Regions from separate parts of the Mus musculus genome. Here all the other regions are linked to region 1. Evidence: chromatin loops called from intact Hi-C (ENCODE). Cell type or tissue: left cerebral cortex. All regions are shown on one strand. Each heading gives the region's core, and the rest is flanking DNA. Links, peaks and the distances in the headings are about the cores only.

Region 1 (4,336 bases), core at 142-4,141:
TAATTAATTTGAGGTCTAGTCTTTAGCTAAAGATATCCTCAAACTCCCTACTTAACCTACAATGACCTCAAGTTTCTGATGCTTCTACCTCTATCCTGCAAGTGCTGCTGGGATTGCTGGCCTGGTGTCACACCGCTGCCATTACACACAGTGGTGTCTCACCACTGCCATTACACACAGTGGTGGCACACTGCTGCCATTACACACAGTGGTGGCACACTGTTGCCATTACACACAGTGGTGGCACACTGTTGCCATTACAGACAGTGGTGGCACGCTGTTGCCATTACACACAGTGGTGGCACGCTGTTGCCATTACACACAGTGGTGGCACATTGTTGCCATTACACAGTGGTGGCACACTGTTGCCACCAGGGCCACTTGATGGTACTCGGGGCTAAGTCCATACTACGTGATCACTTTATCAACTGAGTTTCAATCCCAGCCCTTGATCTCTTTTGTTAAAACCACCTCTTTTCTTCAGTAGTAACTGGCGATGCCTTAGTTTAATTTTTACACTTTAGTGTTCATATATGTAACACGTATCGGTCAGAGGACAACCTGTGGTTGTTGCTCCATGGGTCTTGGGGTCAAATTCAGGTCATCAGGCTTGGTGGCAGGTACCTTAATCCACAGAGCCCCTTTGCTGGCTCTTTTCTGGAGATACTTGGTTTTAAAATGATTAGCTCTTTATTGAGGATCTCACAGAAGGAATTCAATGGATGTGGGTTAAAGAGATGCCTATGTCATTGTTAGCCATGCAACTGGTTTGTAAGTAACTGATGGTTGTTAAATTTTTCTTAATTAAAAATTTTAAACCTGACATTTCCTTCGCTTCTACAAATTATTTAGCTGCTCATATTAAAAATATAAATATAGAATCATTTCTATGAAAGAAAGCCATTTAAAAAAAATCCTTGCCAAACCCCAAAGTAAGATAGTTTTAAAGATAGTTAAATAGAAATGTTTCTGTTTTTGTTTCTTGTCTTGTCTTTGTTTATTCTGTTTGTTTATTTTTGTTCTTCTTCAGCTCCTTTCTACTCCCAGTATCTAGGAATTTCCCCAAATCTGTCCCCTAAGTTCCCCCTTGTTTAAGCTGGTTAAGTTTTGGCCTTTCAAAAATATTAAGCAATACAACCAATTTCCATGTTGCCTCCTCTCCTTATGGTGAAATTTCCAGCGATGGGCCACAGATTAGATAATCTAAATGTTATCTCCCAGGTACACGTGCCAGACCTGCTTCCGGGAAGGAAAGGAATGAGCAGTAGACCGGTGGATGAATGCAAGCTTACACTGGACTTGGAGCAGTTCGAGAACTGTACCATGTGTTCCTGAAACACAAAGCCAAAAGACTGAACAGTTCTCTCCGCGAGGGCTCTGCTAAGATCCCAGTCCTTCTCCGATGTTTTCCCCATCGTCAGAAATAAATATCACTGAGCCCAAGTACGAGGTGCACCACCAGGTTGAGCTATACAGCAAGACTTCGTCTTAAACGCACAGCAAACAAACGGCACAGAGATAGGGTCATTGGCAGGCAGGGATGGCTAGATTGCTTCCCAGCGGTGCTGGGGCGAGGGGGGGCGGCTTGCAGGAGGGGGTGTCCAAAAATAGCTAGTCTCCATTCTGCGAGGACACTGAGCTTCAGAGAGATGGAGTTTTCCAAAGATCCAAGGCTGAAACCCATATCTCCCGGCTTATCTTAGAAACCAAAAAAGACAGTATAGGCCAAGAGAAACAGGTGGTAAAAATATGAAGGTTGTACACCTTTAACCACTAATCTCTTGTATTGAGATTCCCATCCTGCTAGGTCCTGAGATGAGCCTGTTATCTTTAAGATGGGGTAACATCTGGGTGTCTGAAAGAAAGGGCAGGGAGTGTACCAGGTGTATAGTGAACGAATTGGATGAGAGATAGGCTGGGTGACATAACTTGGTAAGGTGTTTCAATGTAGCAGAACCCACACATAGAAACCCTTGGCACGAGTTAATATAAGAATGGTGCTTGGATCAAATTACCGGCTTATATTGGGTCAGCTGCAAAAACTTTTCTACTTAGATTCTTCTTTTGACAACCCACGGTGGCAAATGCCAGCGGAAAAGCCTCTTCTTTAGGCTCTCTGTCTTGCTTGCTTCTCTTTTGGCTTTCACAAACCACCTGGTTATTAGAGTAACCCCACGCAGGAGTCCTGAGAACCGTAGTAGCAACGTAGCATCACAGGAGCCTTTGATCACAGTTCTCTCAAACCCGGACAGAAAGGCGTCCCCTGGAGCTGCGGGCGACAGCGGGCTGGGAGGAGCGTCGCCCAGTGGCAGAGGCCGCGACCGTGCTGGGGATTGGGGAGAGGATGGGCTCCCACCTCCCGCAGCTCCACAGGCGGTGCCGGGAGGCGGGGCTTCAGCCCACCGAGACTGGGAATTGGTTGCCGGAGCTGGGGAGGAGGGGCAAGCACGCTGTGATTGGCGGAGTCCGGTGCCGGAGGGGCGGGGCCTCTATAAAAGACGCGTGCCTGTAGCGGCGCAGGCAGTAGGGCTGTCGGAGCGGCGCGGCCGTGTAGCTCCCGGGAACTGGCTGTCGTGGGGGTGGCGGGGACGCGAGTGGCGGCTGCGTGGGGTGCAGGGCGGGTGGCCGCACGGCTGCACCTTCCTCACGGAGCCCGGAGTCGACTTGGAGCAATTGCGGTGAGGCGACAGCTCCGGCGCACACCCGAGAAGAAGCGGCGGTGGCGGCGGCCCCAGCCATGCTGTGCTATGTGACGAGGCCGGACGCGGTGCTGATGGAGGTAGAGGTGGAGGCAAAAGCCAACGGCGAGGACTGTCTCAACCAGGTGAGGGCGGCGATCGGAAAGGGGATCCCTTCTTGTCCCCGGGAAGCCTCGGGGCTCGGGGATGCTCCCCGGGAGCCGGGCGACGTTGCAGCAGCGGCCCGTGGAGTGCTCCCGGGACGCCAGGCTCCAGCCTCCTCCTCCTCCCCGCGAGTGGAGAGTGCGGTGGGGGGGGGGCGGGGGGAGCATAGAGGACGCTTACGGTGGGGGATCCGGGGCCCGGAGACCAGAACACTGCTGGGAACCTCCACCCTGTCCGTTAGCCTGGCACTTTTCTCTAAAGAAGGTGGCCCGGCACACCTGCCGCAGGTGTGTGTGTGTGTGATGCCTCCCGTGGAGTCCTTGCAAAGCCCGGCAGCGCCACCCGCGTCCCGGGATGAGATGGTTGCAAGCGGTCGCTGGCCCCGGGGCTCCCTAGCTGATCAGGTGGGCCCGAATCTCAAGCCGCTTCTCAGAAGGACTGTTCACCTGACACTCTAGGCTTGCTAGGGATCCAGAGTATATTGAGTAATTTGCGGGGGACGGTTCTGCAGGCAGCCTCCTTCTTGAGGGGTCTTTACACGTGTGTTTTCTTAAGGGTGACTAAGGCTCCTAACGGGGTGTGCCTAATGGATATTGGCAGGCCCATTTGACCCCTTGAAATACTGTGTCTACGAGACCTGTGGACCTGAGCTGTTTGGAAAGGCGCTTGTAAAGCTTAGCTGACACTTGTAGCATGCTTCCTCAATGCGTTTGTGTTTTTGGAATCCAGATGGTTAAAACTGTCCAGATAATACGCTGCCAAATCAGCTGTGCAGATGGTGCTGCGGGGCGGAGGGGGGGGGTGGCGGGGGGAATTCCAGCGATTGGAATAAGAAATAAAACACCCTGTGTGTTCTTCTACCTCAGCCTTTTGGGAAGTCTGTTTTGGGGGGACCCCTTTCCCTGTGCCATTGGTCAGACCCTAGAAATAGTCAAGCAAGGCCAAGCCTCCACTGGAGGGCTGCGTTTTGGCTTTGCTGTTTCCTTAAAACCTTGTTTTTCCGGTCGGTCTACCAACTGGCATTGCAAGAAGGTAGAACTTTGGGAAAGCAGGGGCCAGTCCTCTCCTCGGATGGAGCCCTTAGGTTTGCACTGCTCACACCCCATACCTTTGGTTTTGTTTTTAGGTGTGCAGGCGTCTAGGGATCATCGAGGTTGATTATTTTGGGCTGCAGTTCACGGGGAGCAAAGGTGAGAGCTTATGGCTGAATCTGAGAAACCGGATCTCCCAGCAGATGGATGGGCTGGCACCTTACCGCCTTAAACTGAGGGTCAAGTTCTTTGTGGAGCCTCATCTCATCTTACAGGAGCAGACAAGGTAAAGCGAGGCCGAAACAAACCAATGTCAAGTACACCTCAGATTCCATTTAGTGGTAGCTATCGTGCCCTCCCGGAGATGTTCCCTGGCAAAATTGACTTGGTGCAAAGGAAGTTCAGGAAAAATTCAAGTTTTCCAAAGCACAGTTGGCCTGGGTGGGTTTTTCAACACTTGGT
Region 2 (4,336 bases), core at 76-4,075, 76 kb after region 1:
ATATAAATTTTTATCACCAGGCCATCTCCCCAGCCCCCAATTTCTATTTTAATGCCAGATATTTAAACCAATAGTTCTGATCCCTGCACATTGGCTGAGGCACGGAGGGGAAATGAAGAGCAACCTTGAGAGGCTGAGACTGAAGTATAGACCCTGATTGTACCGTTTGCTACCAAGGCCTGGATTCTGACCTTCGGGGTCAGCTTTGCAGGAAAGGGTGATGGGAGGGAAGACGTATCTCTGGAAAGCTCAATGTGAATAATTTAAAAACCGTATTTCCCGGCTTAAAGAATAATTGCAATCACTTTAATACATCCATTTTATAATTAAAGCACAAGCGGCCACTAACACAGAAGGCAAGAGAAGTTAATGAAGAGATAAAGCCACGGACCCACCAGCATAGTAATGCGAAAGCAATTGCTGGGTTTAGAGAGCTTCTACAGAAAAGAAGTTTTTAAGTTCCAGGACTCTCCTGACACTGGTTTTTGAGAGGTGACCCCACCCTCTGATTATTCAATTTTTGAGAAATAAGTTCATTTACCATTTTTATGATTTTCTCTTTGTTCCCACAGCCCTCCATTTTTCCCTCTTCCCTCTGGCCATCTGTTACCTTCTCCAAATCATCACAAAATCCAGACAAACCTGGTACAAACCTGTTATCCCAGCTCTCAGAAGGCTTTGCTGCATGTTCAAGGGGAGCCTGGTCCTCATAGCGGAACTCTGTCTCAATAAATAAAATTACGTAATAAGTTTAATTTAATTTAACAGGATTGGGCTGGGATCTAATTAGTCAAATACCTGCTGTGCAAGCCTGAAGCTCTGAGTTCAGATCCCTCGAACCCAGGTAAGGAGCCAAATGGCAGCACACCGCTCAAAGCCAGGACTGAGGAGGAGGAAGGCAGAGACAGGTGGCTCCCCGGCACTCACTGGCCAGCCAGCCTAGCAGAATCAGTGAGCCTCTGGTTCATTGAGAAATCCCTGTCTCAAAAAGTACGGCTGTGTGCACAAGATCAAGCCAGTAAAAATTCCAGCCTGGATATGGGAGAGGCCTGAGCCTCCCCGCCCCGTGCCCCCCTCGGAGGAGCCATGGACAGTTGACATGACCAACTGCTCATGCCCCAGTGGGTGGGCACACATCCATGTACATATGGGTGTCACTAATTGGAGTTGGAGTTATTGATAACAAAATATAAAATTAAACATAATTTTAAACATCTATTATTTTAATCATATAAGTATATAATATATTTTATATATTATTTTATATTCATCTTTAATTATATATTAAATATGGTTAATAGAGCCGGGCATGGTGGACCATGCCTTTAATGTCAGCACTCAGGAGGCAGAGAAGCAGGCAGATCTCTATGAGTTTGGGGCTCGCCTGGTCTACATATTAAGTTTCAGAACAACCAGGACTGTAACACAGAGAGACTGTCTCAAACACACACACACACACACACACACACACACACACACACGCGCACGCGCGCGTGTGTGTGTGTGTGTGTGTGTGTGTATGTATTTATGTATATGTATGTGTGTGTGTATATATATATATATATATACATATATATATATATATATATATATATGGATGGACATGCAGTTTGGAGGAGGTGGGTGGGTCAACTAGAGGGAATTGAATCAGGTAGTGGGTGGATGTACATTGCACGAATGTATGAAACTTTGGGTGCGGGTATAGCACTGCCTTCTGTATGGCTTTTCCCAGTAAAGCTATAGGAGACACCCCCCCCCCCAAGAGAGGCCCAAGACACCCCAGCCAGGGAACAAACAACACAGAAGGAAAGCCCTCCTACAAAATCCAGATTCGACTTTAACCACACCTTGTTCTCTTACGATGAGCTAATAGCATTCAGACATGACTAGCGTGTGGCAAGATGGTTTTAATTCTTGTTTTCTACTCTCTTCTGAGCATTAACAGTCAGGAAACCTTTAAACAGGAGAACAGGCCCAAAGCCAGCGAATCCTTGGACTGGATAATCCACCTATGAATAACTAGCCCTACCCCACCCCATTACCAGGAGCCAAGAACAAGTCCCCACCAAAAAACCTCTCCCTGCTGGAGACCTTGGGGCTCCGTCAGCATGCCAGCTGGTATTCAAGGCCAGACAAACAACTCTCCATCAGCTCAGACATGTCTGTCCTCACGAAGAGCGAACCTTCTCGGCTTGCATGTGAACGCATGGGCTTGCATGTGAACGCATCCTACTGGCTTGAAGTTTATACAGGCTTGCTCGGCGTCTCTCGGAGTTTGCACCAGTGACCAAGAGATTTTGCTTCTGTTGGCAAAGGCTGGCAGTGACACTAGGAGGCAGGGGCATTTGAAACCACATTTTTTTGGCTCATTAAAGCCATTCTTTCCATGTTGTGCCCGTGCCAGTCAACCTATTCTCAAGGCGTTTTCTCAATGGTGCACTTCAGGGAGGTTGGGCATGGATCTTTCGGGGCACTGGAGCAGGTCCAGAAACTTCATCAAGGCAAGTTTATTCTCGGGCTCTGGCAACCTTTGAATGGCACTTCCCACCTTTGCGGGCTCCCACACAAAGCTCACTCTGCCCAGTTTACCCCTGGACCAAGAAGTTTATTTCATCTTGCTTGACGTCTGGGGTGTCGTGTTTCCACCACACAGCAGTGACCACAAACAAGTGCAAACTCACAGATCTCTTTGGAGGTCTTTCCTACCCGAGATGTTAAGATGTGCCAGAGGCACGGGAATGCTTCGAAGTAACTGGAGAACATGCCAGAGCCGGGACTGTCCTCATTAATTAGAATGGATTATAGAACTTTCCGTGCATGAAAATAAAACAGCTTCTTGAATTGGTAGACAGAAAAAAAGCAGTGGTTTCTCTTCCAGTATACCCTGCCAGTATACCCTGCCAGTATATATGGCTGGTGTGGATGGCATTAAGGTGCTGGAAAGTTGTTCAGTCCTGGCTGCAGTTCTACCTGGGTATGATGTCCAATATTTGAGAAAGACAGTCAGTCAGACAGACAGGCAGACAGATAGACAGATGGACAGACACACTTGTTTTAATTAACTAAACACATCCTTGATTCGTCCCCAGTTCCTAAGAGTTGCTCTGCTCTGCTGAAATATGTCCTGGGAAGTCTGTTTTCTCCTGATTTGGGTGGCACGATGAATGTTAAGCACTAGCTGGCTGGTTCAAGGAGCTGGAACCTCCAACTCAGTGAGGGCTGAACTGAAAACCCAGCTTTCTTGCAGCTGCCATTTGAACGGTCTTCAGTGAGGTAACTAGCAAGCGTGAGGTCAGCATAGTCCGGTTAGAGAGGGAGAGGTTACCCTATAGTTCCAGATGGTAGAATCTTGTATTACAAAAATAAGTTCTGACACATCCACTAAAAACCGTTAAAACTAACAGGTATTTAGCACGGTTGCCGGATAAAAGATCAATCCACAGAAATCAATGTGTTTCTATGCAGTAGCAATGAATACGCTGAAATGACATTAGGGCCTACTGAGATGGCTCAGCAGAAAAAGCAGGAGGGTGGGTGGATTCTAGCACCCACCTGGTGGAAGGAACCGGCTGCCTCTAGTTATCCTCTGATATGTCACTCCTCCAACACACACATCAATGAGTGTAATAAATGTTTTCTAAATAAAATAAAATTAAAATTTGGGAAAGTTATTCTTAAGATAGCACTTAAGAGAAGAAAATACTCAGGGATAAATTAACAAAAAAAGTATACAGCCTATTTTTGAAAGTATAAAAAGTATATAAATGAAGAGCAAGAAGGATAGCTGTTCTGTGCTCATAAACTGATACTTAGTATCAGCAGGCAGCTCTCCAGAACAGCCTTATGGGCCCATCATTGCAATAATCAGTGCCCCAAAGCACCAAGGTGTCCATTCTCTTCTTGACATTTGTTATTATTTGAGAAAAAAAAAAAAACCCTCTAGCCGCCACCCTAATGGGTATGGAATGGTATCTAACTGAGGTTTTGCTGTCCACGCTCTGATGACGAATGATGGTGACATTTTCACAAGTGCTTCCCAGCCACTCACGCATCTTCTGTGTTTTTGCTCATTTCTGTTCTCCATGTTTGGAGTGTTGGATTGCAATAGTTCTTCATGTAGTCGAGATTCAAGTCCCTCATCGGATATTTCCTTTGCCAAGCTTCCTTACCTTATTGGCTTATATTCTCATCTTCTTTGTGGCGTCTGTCTTCATATAGCACCCACTGTGTCATCTACTTACGAGGCAAGGGTTAAATGTGGGAAGTGAGACTCAACCAACTTTGTCATTTTATATATATATATGTGTATGTATATATATATATATATGTATATATA
Region 3 (4,336 bases), core at 76-4,075, 53 kb after region 1:
ACATTTATTTCAGTCAGCTGCTCTGACAGCGTCCTCTGCAAGAGTGCGGGCACAGAGAAGAGCAAGCCGTTTCTCAGAGTAGCATGCCCACAAACAGTAAAAAGCATGGAGCCATGCCAATAAACACAACACACACTCCACTGGGATTGGACTAAGCAGGAACAGAAACTACATTAACAGGCCTGTAAAAATGGGGACAATGAATGTTATAGCCAGCTTCAGGGTTGTAAATGCTCTGGGAAAGGGGAATCGTGGAGGTTTTACTTGAAATGGTTGGAATTTATCCAGTCACATTAATGTTTTAGGTTAGGTATTTGTTTCATTTGTTTAGTATGTGTGTGTAAGAGAAGGGGGGAGTGGAAAGACGAGGGGGTGGAAGGGATAGGACAACTTGTGGGAGTTGGTTCTTCTATTATACAGGCAGCTAGAAACTTTACCCACCTTGCCGTTTTGCTGTCCCTAGATTGGTTTTATGAGCCCTATATACCAAGTTATACCAAGTGTAAATCATTTTCTCTCCTTTTGGGGGGGAAAGTGGTAAAATAAAGACGAATCATTGTATCTACAGCCAGAAAGCACCAGCCTGGCCCTCACTGCTCAACCAAGTGCCTTGTATACAATGGGCTTCAAGTAGACATCCAGGCAATGAGTTTCTCAAGGCGCCATTCCGTCAGCAATTGCAGCTTACAGTACTCAGACACTGCTGGCTTGGGGTTTTTGTTTGCTTTATTTTTAAAACGAATATATGTTGCTGTGATCTTATTGAGCCGCAAACAAGAAAGGCTGGTGTGATAATCTTCTCAACTTTATGGGAGTTTAGAATCACCATGGAAACACGCTCCTGGGTGTGTCTATAGAGATGTCTCCGGAAAGAACTGTTCCCTGAAGAAGGAAATCCCTCCCTAAAGGTGGGTGGGCGAGATTCACAGGTTAGGATTCCTGGCTGAATTAAAGGGAGAAAGTTGTGTGGACCACAGTATTTATCTCTCTCCCCTACCTGGTCATGGTATGACATGTCTGATCTCCTCTCAGGTCACCACCGAGATGTGGCCAACCCTCAAGCTTCGAGCCAACAGTAAACACTGCCTTCCTTCAAGTTGTTTTTATCAATTGTTTTGTCACAGTGCTGAGACACATACTAATGTGACAGGCGAGGCCCAGTAGCCAGCACTGTAGAGTTTTGCTGCAGTATGTTGTCTTCTGAGCATTAACAGCCATTGGTGATCCAGCCTGTTGGTGTTTTCCTCACAGAGGGGTGGGGTGGGGTGGGGAGGGTTGGTCCGCCTTCCCAGAGATTCTAGCCAATCACGCCTCATTGCGGTCACCTCCCAGCTGTATGTAATTCTGCCTCAGCTGAACAGTTATGTTGGAAGGTACCAGAAAATGTATAGCATTGCGGTTCACCGAAGGCCTGGACTCTATGATATAGCTTCTAGGAGTCATTAGGCATGATGGGGTGGCCCTTTTCAGGGATGCAGATGTTTATGAGTCACCTCTGATCCTGTAGGTAGCTCCCAGTCTGTGCCCCCATAAGTTCCATCAATTCATTTGATTCACCAAATTGGACCTGGGTGACATTTTTTTTCCCTTTGGTTTGTTGTAGGAAGAACCGTTGCTGTGATCCGTCCTCTGTGCCCTGTCTGAAATGAGATGTGTATTCCCCAGAAAAGTCCTTGTAACAGGTACACTTCAGCCAGACCCACAGTGAAGGGTCGTGACTCACCATGGCGCCTTTTCCTTTCTTTGCTAGGAATTTGTCCCAGCAATGGGCAACATTACTACTTTTCTTCTGTCTATTTTTTCTTCAAATTAAAATTTAAGAATAGGAACACGCATGTTACGAAAGCCCTCCTACCACCTGGCTTTTGGAAAACTTGATTTGCGGGAGCAAGCTGTTCGTTCCCAGCGTGCTTTTCCACTTACATTTGTTTTGTTGTGGGTATTGGCTGTGTTGTTTAGGAAATCCAATCTCGCTCCTTACCTCTAGTCATTAAAACGATGTTGGGTTAATGGAAGTTATTAACCAAACACTTTTCCATTTAAAACTGGAGCTTAGATATGTATTTTAGTGTAAATCAATTAAAAGTCAAGATGCTTGTATTTGGCTTGAAATGCATTGCCCAAGGGCTTTGAGTGACATCTGAACTAGAATAACCCCTATCCCAAGCCTTGCTTCTAACTTCATGCTTGGCTCACAAGAGTTCCTTGTTTGCACAAACCACTCCCGACTGCAAAATGGGGGAGGGGGAAGGTTAAAGCTGGAAACACACACCTCACAGAAGGGTGGAGTGGAGAGGGTTGCTCTGCCCTCCCAGAGATTCTAGCCAAACAGTCCTGACTGAGGTCGCCTCACTTGTGCTAAGTCCTTCTGCTAAGTCCTTCTCAACTGACCTGTCACCTAATGCTGTAAGATCCTATGAAGCAATGTACAGGCGGTTGGATCCAGTCAAGAAAATTGGTTGGAGTCTCTACTGCCACCTCGAGGTTATTGAGCTGAACTACAAAAATGAGAAAAAAATAAACTACCAGGCATTTTATGGTTTGTTTGTTTGTTTTTTGGTTTTTTTTTTTCCATTACAAACTAACTAGCATAATAGGAAATCCTTGAGAGGAGTGGATAGTCCTCAGAAAAGTGGGAAATTCCATCAAGGAATGGGCCAACGAGCCAGAAAGATGGCCTGTCCCAAAATCATCCCTCCTGAGCTACAATGGCTAAGCTTGACTCAGCAGCTACATCTTAAAGCTCTATGGGCCAAGGGCTGCTCCACAGGGAGAGGCTGTCAAGCCCCCATGTGGCTTCCCAAGGAGGAGGGGCTCATGAAACAAGCAGGAATGAGTATGTCGGGCATTTCCTGGCTGTAGAACGGATGGCAATCCGATCATGTTGGTGGGCTTTCTGCCGCCATGAGGGAACAACTGGAGAAAGCAGCTTAAACGAGGGACCTTTTGTTGTGAATGCTGACTTCACAGGTCCTGGGCCTGTGGTCAGACAGTGAACCACAGCAGAGTGTGTGAAAACAAGGGGCTGCAAGCTCCAGTAGCCAGGGGTGCAGAGACACAGGAAACATCTGGGCTTCTAATTTATCACTTTTAAGGGTGTGCCAGGGACCCAACTTCCCGGCACTGGGCCCCACCTCCTAAAGGTTCCAACACCCCCTGATGCCTCCTCAAGACACCCATGGTCTTTGTGAGGCAGTTAAGATCCAAACTATAAAACCGTTTACCATTCTCTATGTCCTAGAATCTAGACTCTTAGCTTGTTCTTTGATGCATTTAGACAAGACAGAAGTGAGATACAACATGGAGATTTAATGTTCCCTCATGATTTTATATCCACGGGAGGCCATTCCCCCCCCTCCCCCAATATTTAGAAAATGCATCTTAAAAACCTCCCCATCTGAGACACTGCGGAGGAGGGGAAAAGGAGTGGTAAACTGTAGTTTTCTCCCACGAGCTATTTTAGGAGAACTGTCATCTATGATTGAGATTTTGCGTCTCATTCGGGCTTCTGTCTACTTTGTTTCTGAAGAGCTCTTAGTTTTCCGTGCCCTTCCTGTGTGTCCAAAGCCATCTCAGACTGACCCAAGACTCTGATGACCTTTGACTTGCGGAGCTTGGGAAGAGGGTTAGTTCTTAGCCGGGGGGTGGGGTGGGGGGGTGGGGGTGGGGGGTGAGGGGTACCAAGAGTCCCCCCCCACACCCCATGGACCTTCTGTGGGGAGTTTTGGGATGACCTCTTTCTGCCTCACATGCCTGTGGTCATGGACAGAGCTATTTTCTGTATCTTGCCAATCCTTACCTTCTAGGCAAATGATGATCAGAGGGCCAGCTCATTAGTGACAACCCATGGTTTGGCCTCCAAATGGCAAGCTGTCTTTCACAAGCAAATATGAGTGTTTATGACAGGAGCAGAGAAGGGAACAAATGCCCTTGTGGGTGCTGTGTGTGATATAACCAACCGGCTGGGGTAGCATCCAGTGTCATCTGAGGTTAGTGAGCAAACTTCACAGGGAGATCCTCAGTGTTGGTCTTCCCTATGGAGTGATTTGATTCCTCAGGGAACTGCCTGCAAGCAGCTTTCCTTTCTGTAACTAAAGCGAGCGCTTTATGCCAGCATCGCCCACAGTTGTGTCTATAGCCTATAGTCTTCTGTGGTTAGGTCTCTCCTTTTAAAAGTGATACTAGAGGCAGCACCGGCTCCAAGGATCTGAGAGCATTTCATGTTTCCAATGCAAGAAAATTGCCTTATGTCCAGTGTAGTCCTTTGAAACTCAAGGACAATGACGTTCACCGAGACGCTCTGCCTGTAATTAACTGCCCTAGGGCCCGGGGTACT

The links. Hi-C counts contacts between places; a loop is a spot of excess contacts. Peaks named below come from ENCODE experiments on the same cell type or tissue, not always from the same donor. Only the 100,000 strongest peaks of a DNase experiment are listed, where the experiment ranks them.
Region 2: a loop joins it to region 1, with 2.2 times the contacts of the local background. A loop is called at or near these places in 8 of 42 quality-filtered maps.
Region 3: it touches region 1 in a loop (5-fold over the local background); 11 of 42 quality-filtered maps call a loop at or near these places.

What each region holds. Positions count from the first base shown.
Region 1 is chr13:45,387,220-45,391,555 of GRCm38, forward strand. Mylip (myosin regulatory light chain interacting protein) reads left to right here and starts at 2,523. Exons shown (of 7, transcript NM_153789.3): 1 at 2,523-2,824; 2 at 3,970-4,160. The coding sequence starts at 2,738. In left cerebral cortex, for the core only: CTCF peaks have their summits at 2,312 and 3,190; DNase peaks (open chromatin) are centred at 2,431, 3,306, 3,547, 3,836 and 1 more place; H3K4me3 peaks cover 2,276 bases; H3K27ac peaks cover 1,792 bases.
Region 2 is chr13:45,463,752-45,468,087 of GRCm38, forward strand. No RefSeq gene overlaps it. Among named protein-coding and RNA genes, the nearest start is that of Gmpr, 42 kb to the right of the region's middle. In left cerebral cortex, for the core only: no CTCF peak of the experiment used is centred there; a DNase peak (open chromatin) is centred at 2,372.
Region 3 is chr13:45,440,308-45,444,643 of GRCm38, forward strand. No RefSeq gene overlaps it. Among named protein-coding and RNA genes, the nearest start is that of Mylip, 53 kb to the left of the region's middle. In left cerebral cortex, for the core only: a CTCF peak has its summit at 2,489 (motif pointing left); a DNase peak (open chromatin) is centred at 2,384.